Linked DNA regions of Mus musculus: region 2 is linked to region 1. The links are chromatin loops, found by intact Hi-C in ENCODE. Cell type or tissue: heart. All regions are shown on one strand. Each heading gives the region's core, and the rest is flanking DNA. Links, peaks and the distances in the headings are about the cores only. Region 1 holds the start of Plaat1 (phospholipase A and acyltransferase 1). Region 2 has its middle 71 kb from the start of Mb21d2.

What was found. Peaks named below come from ENCODE experiments on the same cell type or tissue, not always from the same donor. Only the 100,000 strongest peaks of a DNase experiment are listed, where the experiment ranks them.
Region 2: it touches region 1 in a loop (11-fold over the local background); 2 of 42 quality-filtered maps call a loop at or near these places.

Annotation. Positions count from the first base shown.
Region 1 is chr16:29,205,207-29,212,088 of GRCm38, forward strand. It overlaps Plaat1 (phospholipase A and acyltransferase 1), which reads left to right and starts at 4,902. Exons shown (of 4, transcript NM_001357092.1): 1 at 4,902-5,103. In heart, for the core only: no CTCF peak of the experiment used is centred there; DNase peaks (open chromatin) are centred at 3,725, 4,565 and 4,965; H3K4me3 peaks cover 1,384 bases; H3K27ac peaks cover 1,721 bases; H3K27me3 peaks cover 1,386 bases.
Region 2 is chr16:28,996,996-29,003,877 of GRCm38, forward strand. No RefSeq gene overlaps it. Among named protein-coding and RNA genes, the nearest start is that of Mb21d2, 71 kb to the left of the region's middle. In heart, for the core only: no CTCF peak of the experiment used is centred there; a DNase peak (open chromatin) is centred at 2,916.

The DNA.
Region 1 (6,882 bases), core at 1,035-6,034:
TTTCCTGTAGCCTGGAATGATTTTCCCCTAGGCTCAAGTCTACATCCCCATCTGTGGCATTCTTTCAATGGTGTGCTTTTATTTATAAGGCCAATAAAAGACAAAAAAAGGTTAACTGCATTGCCAATATACATTTTAAGTGACATATTTATAGTATATAGATGGTGCACTTGATAAGAAAGAAGGCTTATTTTATGTTTTAAGCTGGAAGGAGGCAAAGGAAGAGCAGTAGCAGGAACATCACAGATATATGTTAGATGTTTTCCTTTCAATAAACGATGAAAGGTAAGCATTGTTTTCAAGGCTACCCAAGGGTGTTCAGTAGACCTGAGGAATGTGCTCCTGTCCTATTGTCAGCAAGGGATGGGCCTGGGATTAGAACTTGAGCCTTCCATTGTACTGTCCAGGGCTTTCCCCCAAGCAGAACATATGCTACTTCTGTAGACAGTGGATCCATACCCTTCTTGGCCATATGCTGACTGTCTCTGTATCTCCAAGTTAGATTTCATGACATTGCCCTGCTTGGTAGCCAACCCTTGCCTGCCCCTGAGAATTGGCTCAGTTTGCCAATTTAACAAATGATTAACTTAGCTATTTCCCACCAGCCTAGAGCAGGAAAGCAGCAGTTTCAAAGACATCAGACCCGGGAATAAGTAAGGGCACAGATGTCTAGGTCATCAGGACCCAGAGCTTACAACACAGACTGAGGAGGAGAGCAATTTGCATGCTGAGCAGTCCTTCCCTTGACATTTGAAGCCAAAGAAAAAGCTTCGACTTTCACAGGATCTTTTGAAGGGAGAGGGGCGGGATTTGAACTGTTTAAATGACTGCCTTAACTCATGTGTTCATGTAACCAGCAGTCACTACCTACACCCAGAAACGATCTGTGTAAGGCATGAGGTCATCACAAAGACCATGTATGAAGCCAGCTCTTATTTACCTTATATTTGTGCAAGCCTTTTTATTTTGAGAAGTTTTTTTTTCAGTACACGGTGTTTATTCATTTTAACTTAATTATTGAGATATTTTAGTTTACCCCAGATTCTAGCTTTTTTTGGTATCAGTTTTTTTAAATGGACAGATACTAAACATATTTGTGGAGTGCACAATAAGGTTATAATACATTCGTACATTGTATAATGATCAAATGGGTTGTATTGTATAATAATCATTGGTTGTATTGTATAATAATCAATCATTATGTTGAGGTTTGGTCTGTTGCTATGTGTATTATAATGTTAACTACTGGCCCCCAAGATCTGGCTGCCTCAGGGATGAGGGAACCCTCATGTACACCAAGTGATGCTATGTAACTTTGCTCCTTAATTTAAAACCATTGGTTGAATAAAGATATCTACAGCCTAGAGCTGGGCAGAAGAGAATCAGGCAGAGTTTCAGCTCTCTGGCTTGGGGTCTGAGGTAGCACCACACAAGAAGAGGGAGAAGGCAGAGAGAGGAAAGGACACTGTAGGGTAAGGAATCCTGAGAATTGATCACAAGGGCTAGCTAGTGGGCATAAGAGTGGCCCAGGTAGAACAAGGCAAAGTCATATCTCAGGGTTACTGTCATGGAAGAAGACATAATAGCATAGAGGGTAGATTATGCACAGCTCTAGTGCTTCAAAGGCTTATCATAAATAGAAAGGTTTTGGCCGAGCGGCGGCAGAGCACACCTTTAATACCAGCACTTGAAAGGCAGAGGCAGGCAGATTTCTGAGTTCGTGGTCAGCCTGGTCTACAGAGTGAGTTCCAGGAAAGCTAGGGCTACACAGAGAAACCCTGTCTCAAAAAACCAAAACAAACAAACAAACAAACAAACAAAAAACAAAAAAGGTTTTGTATCTTTTATCTGGGGACTAACTGATTCAAGGTAGGGTAGAAACCTCTGATTAATATTAAATATCTGTGGTGATACCATTCATTTATTTCTTTGTGGGAAAAACATTTAAAGTCTTCTCTTCTAACTATTTAAAAACATCCAAGAGAGCATTGTTAACCTCTTTATTGTTGTTATTACCATTACTATCATTATTAGCTTTAATACAAAAGCAAGGCTGTAGAATCCTTTTGTAGCTCAGTGGTGATACATGTGTTTTGTTCTGGGTGAGGCTTGGCTTAAATCCCAGAACCATTATAAGTAAGTCAGTATGAGATTTTGATTTTGCTCTACAATGGAAGAGGGACTCTGGATATAGGAAGACTCACAACTAAGAAATCTGACCTGGATTATACCCCAGGAGAGTCTAAGCTCAGAGATTCATGTCTCTCAGCAACAGCCAGAACCCAAGGAGCTAGAGGTGTGTTAGGAGGACCAAGCGACACAAAACAATGAGAATATTTTTGCTAAGAATAAGAAGTACACACACACAGTACCTGTGTGTGGCATTGTATATGGTTGGTTGGAGGTCTCCATAGAATGCCACACTTGTCGATTGGTTTTGTTGTCATATGTCAAAAAGACAAAGAATGAATCTTATTCTCTCCCAGAGTTGTTGCTTAGATATGGACGTAGCATTTATTTAATAAAAGGTGTGATGAAATAGTATCCCTTAGGGTTATTTCAATGTTTCAACCTTTCCAAACCAACTAGACTCTGACTCTGATAGCAAATCAAAAACCAAACCAAACCAGAAAACCCAGTAGCTGGTTATTTAGGTGGACCTATAACATCTGGCTCAATCTGTCCTGAGCATAGCTACAGCTTTCGAGATTCCAGGTTGACAACTCTAGATGCAGACAGACACTGCCGTTCAGTCTCTGCAGCTCACCCTTGCTTTATGGCAATGGTAATTCTGTGCAGCTCACCCAGATAGTACCAGGGAGTGGCCAACCCTCTCCCGCCTCCCACCACATAGGGGTGAAGAAAAAAACTCTCTGTCCTGTACACAAAGCTTTTCTCATCTGGAATTCCATTCAGCGATGGGACTGCTCTTGCTTTCGGCCAGATGCATTTTTCCCCCACACCTGGCACGGATCTAGAACTAAAATTATGAGATTTATCTCACCTTAATTCTATTATGAGGCATTTAGTCACAAATACCCCCAAAATGAAGCGATAATTTATCATCTGGCCCTGACTGAGCAACTCTCCTCAGTTGACATTCATGAATCCGTAATGCTGGAAGGAGACGGGATGATTAAGTGTCCGATTAGAGAAAACAGATTAACCTGGCAAACGTAATAAATTTAGCTCATAAGCAGGATGGCTTTATAAACGCGCACACTAACTCTTCTGTATAAAATCACATGCCACCCCCTTCTGTGATGGCTCAATTGGGATGGCTGAGGGATGCAAGCAACTCCATGCTTATGTGTTTCCCCAGGGAAAGGTTCTCAACGGCATTCAGTTTATACCTAAATATGCATTTAATGGAAGATTTGGAAAAAATACTAACTCCTGAAGAACACACCCACCACCTCTCAAGTGTTCCTTTTCCCACAATGCCATTTGAAGGATCCAGATGTTTCCGATGACTCCTGATTGTGCTCTGTCTAGAAGGTGTCAAGTGCGACCATGCGCTGCAGATCCCAGCAACCAATCCACATCCACAACCCTTATGAAAGCAGCTGCCTAGCAGAGATTTCCCTCATGTGACCAACACTTCAAGCCTAGCAGCTACAAAGCTTTTGTATGGTGTCTTTTGGTTGCAATCCCATGTCTGCCAGTGGACAAATCTAGACATGACTAGTTTTAGCAAAGTCCTGGGTCGCTCCCAGAAAAGCTCACGGAGCAGTCTGCCCATCCTTCCCAGCTTAGCTGGCTGGAGTTCCTGGGCACTCTGTTAAGCCAGGAGAAAGAGGATCCTCACCATTTCCAGCTCTATTTTTAACCTCGGCGGCTGTGGTTCTGAAGTCTGTCTGGCCTGAAAAGGCAGGATCGCTGTGTCATGAGTCAGGAGTGAAGCAGAGAACGGAACCTATTCTGTCCAGATCCAGGGCTTTTCAGGGCAGGGCAAGGGAGGGAACGCTGCCTCTGGTTCTTAATGAAGGCCAGCTCCATCCCATCCCAAGCTAGGTAATTTCCCCCATTTCCCCTGCTTGGGAAGGAAGCACCCTGAGGTCTAGGGAATGGAGGATCCCCATTTGCCCTATCTCCTCCTCCTCCTCCCCTCTCCTCATACTTACGTTGATTTTTGTCCAAGTAGCTAGTCAGTGTATCTTCTTTGACCCCCTGGGTTCTGGGTTCTAAGAAGGGCTATTTTGTGGGCACTCATGTAGGACTGTATGAGTCATGGGCTTTTCTAAAGCAATACATCTTCCACTCTTCGTTGAGTCAAAGAGGGAGAAGTTTCTTTGGAGTGCAGAGCAGAGGGAAAAAAATTTGTCCCATAAGGAATCGGTGTCCAGCGTGGACATGGTGTATTGTTTATCTATGAGGACTATCCCTAAACATTTCTGGACTCTGCACAAGACAAGCCATCCTTAAAACTGTAGCACCTAGCATGGCAGAGTCTGTTACCACAAAAGTTTGTCTCAGGAAGGTCCCGGTTGCTGGGAGAAAGAAACCAAGCAGGCACTGGGCTGGAACTGAGCTGTGAGCAGGCGATTTGTGTGTCTGTTACAGCCAGCTTGAGGGCTTCAGTGTCAGGTGACCAGTCTCCAAGGTAGGGACTCCCCAAGCAGGCTGGGGACTAGCAGAGGAAATGGGGGAGCCTCGACCTCTGGAGGGTGCCTAGGATTTTGGGGGTCCAAGTCTGTCGTGGGCACAGAGGTTCTGGGGGTGGGGGTGGCGATGGAGCCTGTTGTGTGCAAGGAGAATCCGGGGATCCCATGCCTGAGGCGTGCTTGGAGGATTTGGGTGGCGGGGAGGGCGCGGGTCTGGGCCGAGCTCCAAAGACCAGGGGTAGGCGCCAGGGACCCCAGGATGCAGTCTGGCAGGCGCGCGCCAGGAACCCGCGGAGGGATCAGAGGTGGCGCGGCGCGCGGACGCTGGCGTTGACGCAGCGGAGGGAGGCTGTGGTGGCCTTGGCTGTGGCCTTGGCCTCAGGGCGATGCGGATGGAGTCACCCAGGGTCTGCTAGCGGCACCGCAGCGAGCCCGTGGAGAACCCGGGAAGCCCGTCACTGCCTCCAGGGCACTAAGACAACCCAGCTTGAGCAGGGAGGTGCGTTGGGGGAGGGAATGGATGCGCTCTAGGCGCTAGGCAACCTTGTTTCTGCCCGTCGCAAAGTTCAAAGGTGAAACAGCTGCTGACTAAAACCCAGCCTCCTCTTTTTTTATAAATGGGAGCAGGAGAACAAGAGACCCTGCTTTCCAAGGCTTGGAAACTGTTGAGTGGCCGAACAGATACTGGAAACTCAATCTGCTGGGCAGAGCAGACTTCTCAGCTCACTGAAGTGACTACCAGAGTGACCACGTTTGTCTTAGATCCTGGAACGGGGGACAGTGATATTATCTTGGCTTTTAGTACTATGATTATGACTTGTGTTCTGAAAGCCGTGAACAGGTCTCGAGTTCTTGGCTCCTGTATTCATTTAACATTTACTAGGCAGGTATTTGTGTCTCTCTCTCTACTAGGAATGGGATGCCTAGAGATAAACAAGAAACAGCCCTCTATCTGGGAAAGCAGAGAAGGTCCCCAGACACCAGTTACTGACGCAGGTTCAGGAAAATAGAGCTTCAGGGAACTCAGGAGGTGTCATTATGGCAGACAGAGAGATAGTGGAGTGAGAGAGTGAGCCAAGATCTTGGCAAGATTAAGATGGAGTCAGTACCAGGGAGCCTAGGAAGAAACAAAGCATGGTTTTGATGCGATGGTTTATGATGAGTTTGTCCCAGAGTGAAAGCTCTTAGGTGCAGGGTAAATTCTGGGATAGGATCCATCATGCTCCGGGATCTGAGTGCAAGACACTCTAGACACACAGCATCACAGGAGCCTCTCCTCTCAGCGGAGCATGGCTGTGGATGGAAATGGGAGCCTATCTAAATTGGATGGAGAGGCTCTTGGAGGCTGGGGAGCCAGTGATCAGTAGTGAATATGTTTCACACTTCCACGAGTATTTTTGGAGGGAGCCAGGGAAACACTCTCCTGGGTATCCTACAAGACCGGCGGTCTCGTAGACGTGAATAGCACTCATGAAATGTCCCTATAACCATCTCTGTGCAGTACACTTATTTCTTTTGATGCCTCCCCAGATGCATCTGAGGTAGTGCAATAAACAGAGCAGTCCGTTTTTGTAATTGGAAAATGAAATCCTTGTACAATATTGAATTCATGCTGGCCTTCCTTGAGCACTATATGATGAGCATGTGAGCTGTTGGGTAACTCTTCGTAGCTCTTTGCCTAATGTGTGGTCCTGGAAAGCACATAGATAGGTCTAGCATCACCTGGAAAAGCCTCCTGGGTAGAAGAGAAATACAGACCCCTAAGCAAGGCTTCATTTGTTCCTTATGTGAGCGTTTATATGAAGTATATATTCCTGTGCTTTTGAATCTTCTCCCTCTACCGGATCTGAGAAGAGGGAAAGATGCCATGACTTTTAGCCGCATCTCCTTTGATTAGTTATTAATTACATTCAGTGGCATAATGGAGCATGAAATTGGCGTAGGAAGATAGACTTGAAATTGAATCTCAGATGTGTCACTCACTGCCTGTGTGACTTTAGACCTGGCATGAACTCAACTGGTCTCTACAATCGGCTTACAAAGTCACCACTCCAATCCTTGATGTGTCCATCCCGTGGCCACACCACCTTACCTCCTGTCACTGTCTTAACCCCCGAAAACACCATTTACCCACTATGTTCATTCTTTTGTCATTTCAAGAAGACCATGAGGTAGAGTCACAGAGAACGTAACCTTTTGACATTGCTTTTGTTTGTTTGGTTGTTGTTGTTGTTGTTGTTGTTGTTGTTGTTTTTCACTCAGCATAATTCCCTGTTTC
Region 2 (6,882 bases), core at 949-5,948, 210 kb before region 1:
AAAATAAACTAACAGAAAAAAATTCTGCTGGGGTATTGACAGAGTACATATAAGTTACACATCAACTCAGAGTGAGTTAACCACCGAACATATTAAAGTTTCAGTTTACGTACATTTTCTTTTATTTTTCTTGGTAATATATTATATTTTCCAGGGTACGATTTTTGAATATCTTTCACTAGATTTATTCTTAAAGATTCGATGGCGATTGATGTCCTTGCACATAGTGCTGTGCATCCGTTTCCTGTTGTGTATACACAGCACACTGAAAATGCAATTTCTATTATGATCACAAAGGCTGGAACCTTCCAGAGCTGTGCAGTGTTCTCAGAGATGACCATTTCCCACTGAGGAAATTCCCCGGATGGGCCCAGAATTTGTATTAGGAATGGCGTAGCAACTTCTGGTATTATGACGGCTAGTTCTCAGGGAGGATGCTTTCGGGTCAGTTGCTGCTTAAATCTTTGAAGTCCCATATCCAATATATACAGTGAAAGATCACACAGCCTATAACTTGAATCCTCCTAAGTTTATTGAATTCTCTCAGAGACAAGAATACTGACTACTTTGGGAAAGACTCCACTTGTATGACAGAATATGTTTCATAGGGTTTCTATTACTCTGGTAAAACACCATAGCCAATGCATTTTGGGGAGGAAAGATTTATTTCAGCTTATAACCGTCAGGCTACATCCATCCTTGAGGAAAGTCAAGGCAGGAACCTAGAAGCAAGAATCCAAGCAGAGGCCACAGACTAATGGCACTTTCTAGCTTGTGTTTTGTGGCTTGTTCAGCCTGCTTTCTTATATCATCTAGGACTGTCTGCCCAGGGGTGGTTCTGTCCACCATGAAATGGGTCTAACTTTTTATAAACTTATCTGTATGTATGTGACTGTGTTGGGGTATGCTCATGTGAGTGCAGGTGACGGTTAAGGCCAAAAGAGGCTATCAGAGGCCCTGGATCTGGAGTTACAAGGGGTTGGTTGTGAGCCATCTGAGATGGCCAAAGTTGAGACCTTTTTGAGAGCAACAAACAATCTTAATGGCTGATACATCTCTCTAGTCCCCTTTAACAAGTTTTTGTATGTTTTTCTACTATTTATTGAGAGAGGAATGTTAAAACCTTAAACTCTATGGTTTTATCACCTTTTTCATTTCTGCTATGGAGTATAAAAATTAGGGTTGATGCTCCAACCTGATAAATTAGCTATTAATTGAAAAATGATCCCTTTTGTGTATGATGCTATTTGTTGCTCTGAAACGTTCTAGTCTGCCAGCAATCAAATATCTATTTTTCTATAACTTTATTTTTAATCTGGTAGTATATTTTTATTTGAAGGTGATTATTTTAAATAGTATTAGATCCTGTTTGTAAAATATAATTTGACAGTGTCCACTTTCAAATTTTGTACTTATACTATTTATGTTTAGTGTGATTTTTGATATGATTAGGTTTAATTTGCCAATTTAGCATTTTACTTCTGTTTGCTGTATGACTTTTGTCCCTCCTACTGTTTTTATGTCATTCTTTAGGTTTAATTCAGTTTTCAGCATTTTATTCCATCACATCTTTTATTGGTAAATTAATTACAACTCTGTTATTTGATTTTGATGTCTGCTTTGTTATATTCATCATAAACTTATTTTAGTGTTTATTTAAGTCATGTTTGTATTAGTTACCTTTCTGTTGCTGTCAAATGTAAAACATTATTTTCAAGAAAACTTATAGAATAAAAAAAAAAGAATTTACTTTGTCTTATGGTTCCAGAGAGATGAAAGTCCATCCAGGTGGGGATGCTAGGCAGTAAGCAGTAGCAGGAGCAAGAAGCTGAGCCCTCACTGCCTTTACCATAAGCATGAAGCAGAAGGAGATAGAAGACCTTTTACTTTTAAGCTTATCTCTAGTTACTTCCTTCTTCCCACGGGGTCACACCTCCTATACTTCCCCATATAGTACCACTAGCTGGGGACCAATTTTTTGAAATATGTGAGCCTATATGGCCCTTTTCATCCAAAGCACCCACAGTGTTGTAACCATTAGCACCACGTTATTTGAACAGTGGTGTTCTCCTGCTTCTTGTCTTGGCCTTCGGGATCTCTGCATAGATTTTTAACTGGTACATATATTTTAAACCCCGCATACATTGAAATTATTTTTTTGTTAAAATCTAATAACCTTTAATGAGCCTTAAATATTAAAAAAACATTTCTATATTTACTCATGTTGTTCCCAGTTCTCCATTTTTTTAGTTTTTTTTTTTTTAAGTTCCCCATCTCTTTTAATGCAGTTTTAGTGGGAATACAATTTCAAACTGGATACAATGTTTCTTTCTGTTGCTAAGGTTGCTTTATCTTGTCTTCTGGTCAATGAAACTGAGACTCCCTGGCTCTTAATGAAAGGTCTGTTAGTCATCAACAACCCCACTTTGCGAAAGCAGTAAAGGGCTCTCAGTCCTTGCCCCCTGAGAAATCACTAAGCTCTCCACCATTTGCTGCCTCTTTCCTTCCACTGGCATCTGTGAAGCATAACATACCTGGAGCATCTCTCATCTGTCCTTTGCAGCATTTGAATATTGAAACCTGCCAGTGATGTTGACAAGACAATTTAGACAACTCGTCACCTTTTCAGCTCTTGGCGTTACTACGGGATGCTAGGATTGCCAAGGTCTCAATCAACAACTTCTGGCTTTGGCTGTCTGAGCTGCAGGTGCCACCGACAGATAGTGCAACAGATGACCATCATGAACCTGGCTTGCACAGGCCAGATTTTGGAGAGGCGATATAGTCATTTCCTACCCTCTGCATTGGCCTGGATACAGAATGTGAAGATCATAACTAAAGCTGGTTTAAGTGGGCCAGGTGTCTGGTGCCAGCATGTTCATGCTTGCCAGATGTCTCTTCTCTGCCAGCATTGCCAGGAAAGCCTGTTCTGACCTTGTGAGATACGTGGAGGTGTGTGGACATGGTGAGGTGCTGGCGTGTGACTCACCCAGGCTGGCACAGGAGGAGCATGGGTGGAGATCAGGGAGTCTTCTGTCCATTCTGGGAGTCCTACAAAAGTCACATGTTTTTCAGAGGGGCGACCAGACTCTGGCTGATGGTTGTATTCCTACCGTTTCCTCAGAAGCTCATAAGGCCGGTTAAATACTGACTAATGGGGAGTTTATGCTGAAGCTGAGGAAGAGGCTGCATCCAGTTTAATTAACACTTACCAACTGGCACGGGTATGTGGCCGGGGCTGAGAGTAATTCAAAGCATGGTCCATGTCGTGGTATTCTTCAAATCTGATGGAGACACAGGTCATAATAATAAAAGATGATCAAGATAAAAGACAGTAATTTAAAATGACTTAATAAAGCAACATACTCTTTCTAAATGAAAATATTTATGGAGACGGCATGGAGATTAGTGCAAATATAGACTGGTGATCCCCCAATGAGCTGTAGAAAACATATACTTCAATTTTTAAATGGGTTAAGACCTCAGGCATATTTATTTGCACAGAAACAAGGAGACAATTTGAAGGAGATGGCATGATGTGCTTAGGACCAGAAGCCAAGCTCCCAGGGCAGAAGGAGGCCGAAGGGTGTGGTGTGTGTGTGTGTGTGTGTGTGTGTGTGTGTGTGTGTGTGTGTGTGTTTGTGTGTGTAAGAGCATCACCTTACCAGTTTCAATAACAGAGGCTTTGTTGTGCAACCAAAGTAGTAGACAAAGCAGGAGTCTTTATTCTGTTCTCTCCTACCTGATCTTACCTTATCAATAAGTTATTTTATTCTCTCTAGATCTCACTTTTTTGTTTTCTGCAAATAGGAAGAATCATGTGATTAGATCTCATCAAAGGGCTTTTACGGGGTTAAATGATTTAGCACATAGTAATGAGCCATGAATTAACACACAGTACTCAACCATATAGCACCACCTATTAGACAGGAAATATGTCATAAACATTACTTGGATTTTGATGGTGATATCAGTGGTAGTGGCAGTGGCCTGGGAGGGACTGTATTCTCGAGATCTGTAGTCTTCATGGCCCCAACAGTGTCCTCTATTCACACATTGTGGCTGATGGTGACATTTTTATACAATTAGCTCTATACTATTGCTTTCTGTTTCATGCTCCCTTTACTGTCTTGCTTTGTATCATGTACACAGAAAGCCAGAATTCGTGGATGAGACCAATGAGGGCCTGACTGGACAGATTTGAACTCACTTTAGCGTAATGTGTTCTCTTCGTTTTGATCATGAGTAAACTGTGCTATTCGGTTCAGGGTTCCTTCTTCAGGCACCCACCAGTGTCTGACCACCAGCTGGAGGGGCAGCAGGAAGAGCCTGGCATTTGCCGGTGAAACTGCTGTGTACAGCTCACGTGGTTCTGGCAGCCATCCCACACTGCACCCGGGCCAAGCACTCTTTGGCCAGGTTTCAGGTCAGCAGACAGAGATTCATTTTTGCTGCGCATTTGAAGAAAGGAGAAGACTCACGGAGCTTTAATGAGCATATTTAATTGGGGCCTTTTCTCAAGAGAGAATTCGTCCTCTTGACATCTGTCATAGATGAAGGGAGATGTGAATCCTAATGGCCCAAGCACAGCAGGACCCCATTTCAGCCACATCAGACTTAGCTGTGGGGAAGCGATAGGATGTCAGGGCGAGATCCTTCCAGGAGAGTGGTTGCTTGAGAAGTGGTTGCTTCTGTCTCTACATGAAGCCTGTGGACTAGGAGCCTTTATCTTTGGAGTAAAAGCATGTTAGTTGTGTTTGAAGTTTTCCAAGTGACCATGTCTTTGCTTTGACTCGGACATCATTACATTATGTACCTACTTGGCTGGCACTGTCTCTCTCATTGAATTCCCTCAACACTAGCTGGAGCTACTCCAACCCACAAGGTACTGATGAGGGGGATTGTAGCGTAGAGACTATTTTCTCATACTTCGCCTTTAATACCCACAGACTTAATGGACCTCACTGAATTAGCCAATTACAATATCTGTGCTATACTTAAGACTCATCAAGTGCTCACTGTGGGGAAGGAGTGGGCTGAGAGTGTATTAACTAACGTTTTGAAATGTGGGTAGGAAGGCAGGTTTTGGACTAAGAGTCTTTCCAACTTTCTAGACTTTCAAGCTCTCCCCAAAACAGGAGGCTTAACTACAGAGGTCACGGACTCCTGGTCTCGTCAAGGTGCTCGTTCACGTTGGACGACACTTGTGCTTATTGAGGTTCTAAGAGTGTGTGAATCCATCCGTATGCTGGGAAAAACAAGTTCACACAGGGAGCACATGGGGAATCCATCTTGCATTTTCTCACTCAACCGAAACTGCTGAGGTTGGCTATTTCAGATGTGGCCTAGGAGGGAAAAATAACTCAGGCCTATCAGAAAACCTGTCAAGGAACATGGACCATTACGAGGGTTAGCCACACAGTCACATGACTGTTACCTTCTAAAGACTGTAAATCAATAAAATTAATGCAATGAATTTGAGCCCCGTTTCTTTCCAACAGAAGAAGAAGGGTGCAATTTATCATACATAGGGACTGTTCGATGGCTAGGGCTCTTGCAGCTCCAGTCCACCATTGATTTTTGCTTCTTTGCAATGCAAATCTTTGTTCCATTATTCCTTTTGCAACACATCTCCCCCCCCCCCCGAGTGTGAGATGAAACTCAGTGCTGCAGCTAAGGGAAAGATCATGGCTATTGATACCCAGCACAGGTTTTGACGTTGCACCAGGAACACTAAAAGCTGTTCTGTGGTTCACTGGCAGCCTATTAAGTGGGCATGCAACAAACTATTTTCTCATCTTCAGATGATATGAATAAAGCTTTTAAGGTTAGTATTCCTAGGATTTTGTGCTTTCAAGAGGGCTCAAGGTTTGAATGTGTGTGGGGAATTATGCAGGCCTTGCCTGAACAATGATGGGATTGCACATAGTCCCAACATTAACAGTTGGCATTCTATGACAGAGGCTCCATTCTTAACATTCTAGATCCTACTGCATGGAGGAACAGATGGGAAAATTACTTACCTTTCCAAGGTCACTGGGACACTGAAGCAGAGGTAAGCTGGTAAGGGATGGAGATCACATCCTCCCAACAGGGTCCTTTTCTGTTCTCTTGGACTCATTCACTGAGCTCCACACCACAGAGGCTGAGCTTTGAAGATGGGCAGGTTCAAGCCTGTGTGAGTGCTGAGGTGGCCACAAGCAAACTACACATCCTTGGGTGTACACTATGCTGAATTGGAGCTGGGTGTAGACTGGGCTGAGTTGGTGGTTAATTAGCTCTGACTTCTGCCACTTGAGGCTCTGTGATACTCTTTTTAGCTCATCTGTTTTGGAGGCAGCAAGGCTTGTGGCAAAGACCACTGCTTAAGGGCAGGTGCATACCTGAAGTGCCAGTGGAATATCCAAGCATAGGTCTTGGGATTTTTGTTGTTGTTGTTGTTAGGCTTTATTACTTTCATTCATTGCATCCTGAACACCCCAAATGCAGTTTCCTCTCTCTCCATTCCTCTAAGCCCCCCGGTCCCCAACTTTATTCTTCTCTGGATCAACTTTTCAGTTTCTCTTAAAAACAAACACAAACAAACAAACAGGCCCCCCAAAGATAATTACTAAACATGACCTAACAAGATACAGTAAGTCTAGGCACAAACCCTCATATCATGGTTTGACGTGGCAACAAAGAAGGAGGAAATGGGTCCTAAGCAGAGGCAGCAGAGGCAGCAGAGGCAGCAGAGGCAGCAGAGGCAGACACTCCCCATTCCCATTATTGGGAGTTCCACAGGGCCATAAGGTATACACAGAGGACCTAGCTCAGACCTACACAGGGGTCTATGTTTGTTACTTCAATTTCTGTGAACCTCTAGTAGCCCTGTTTGATCCT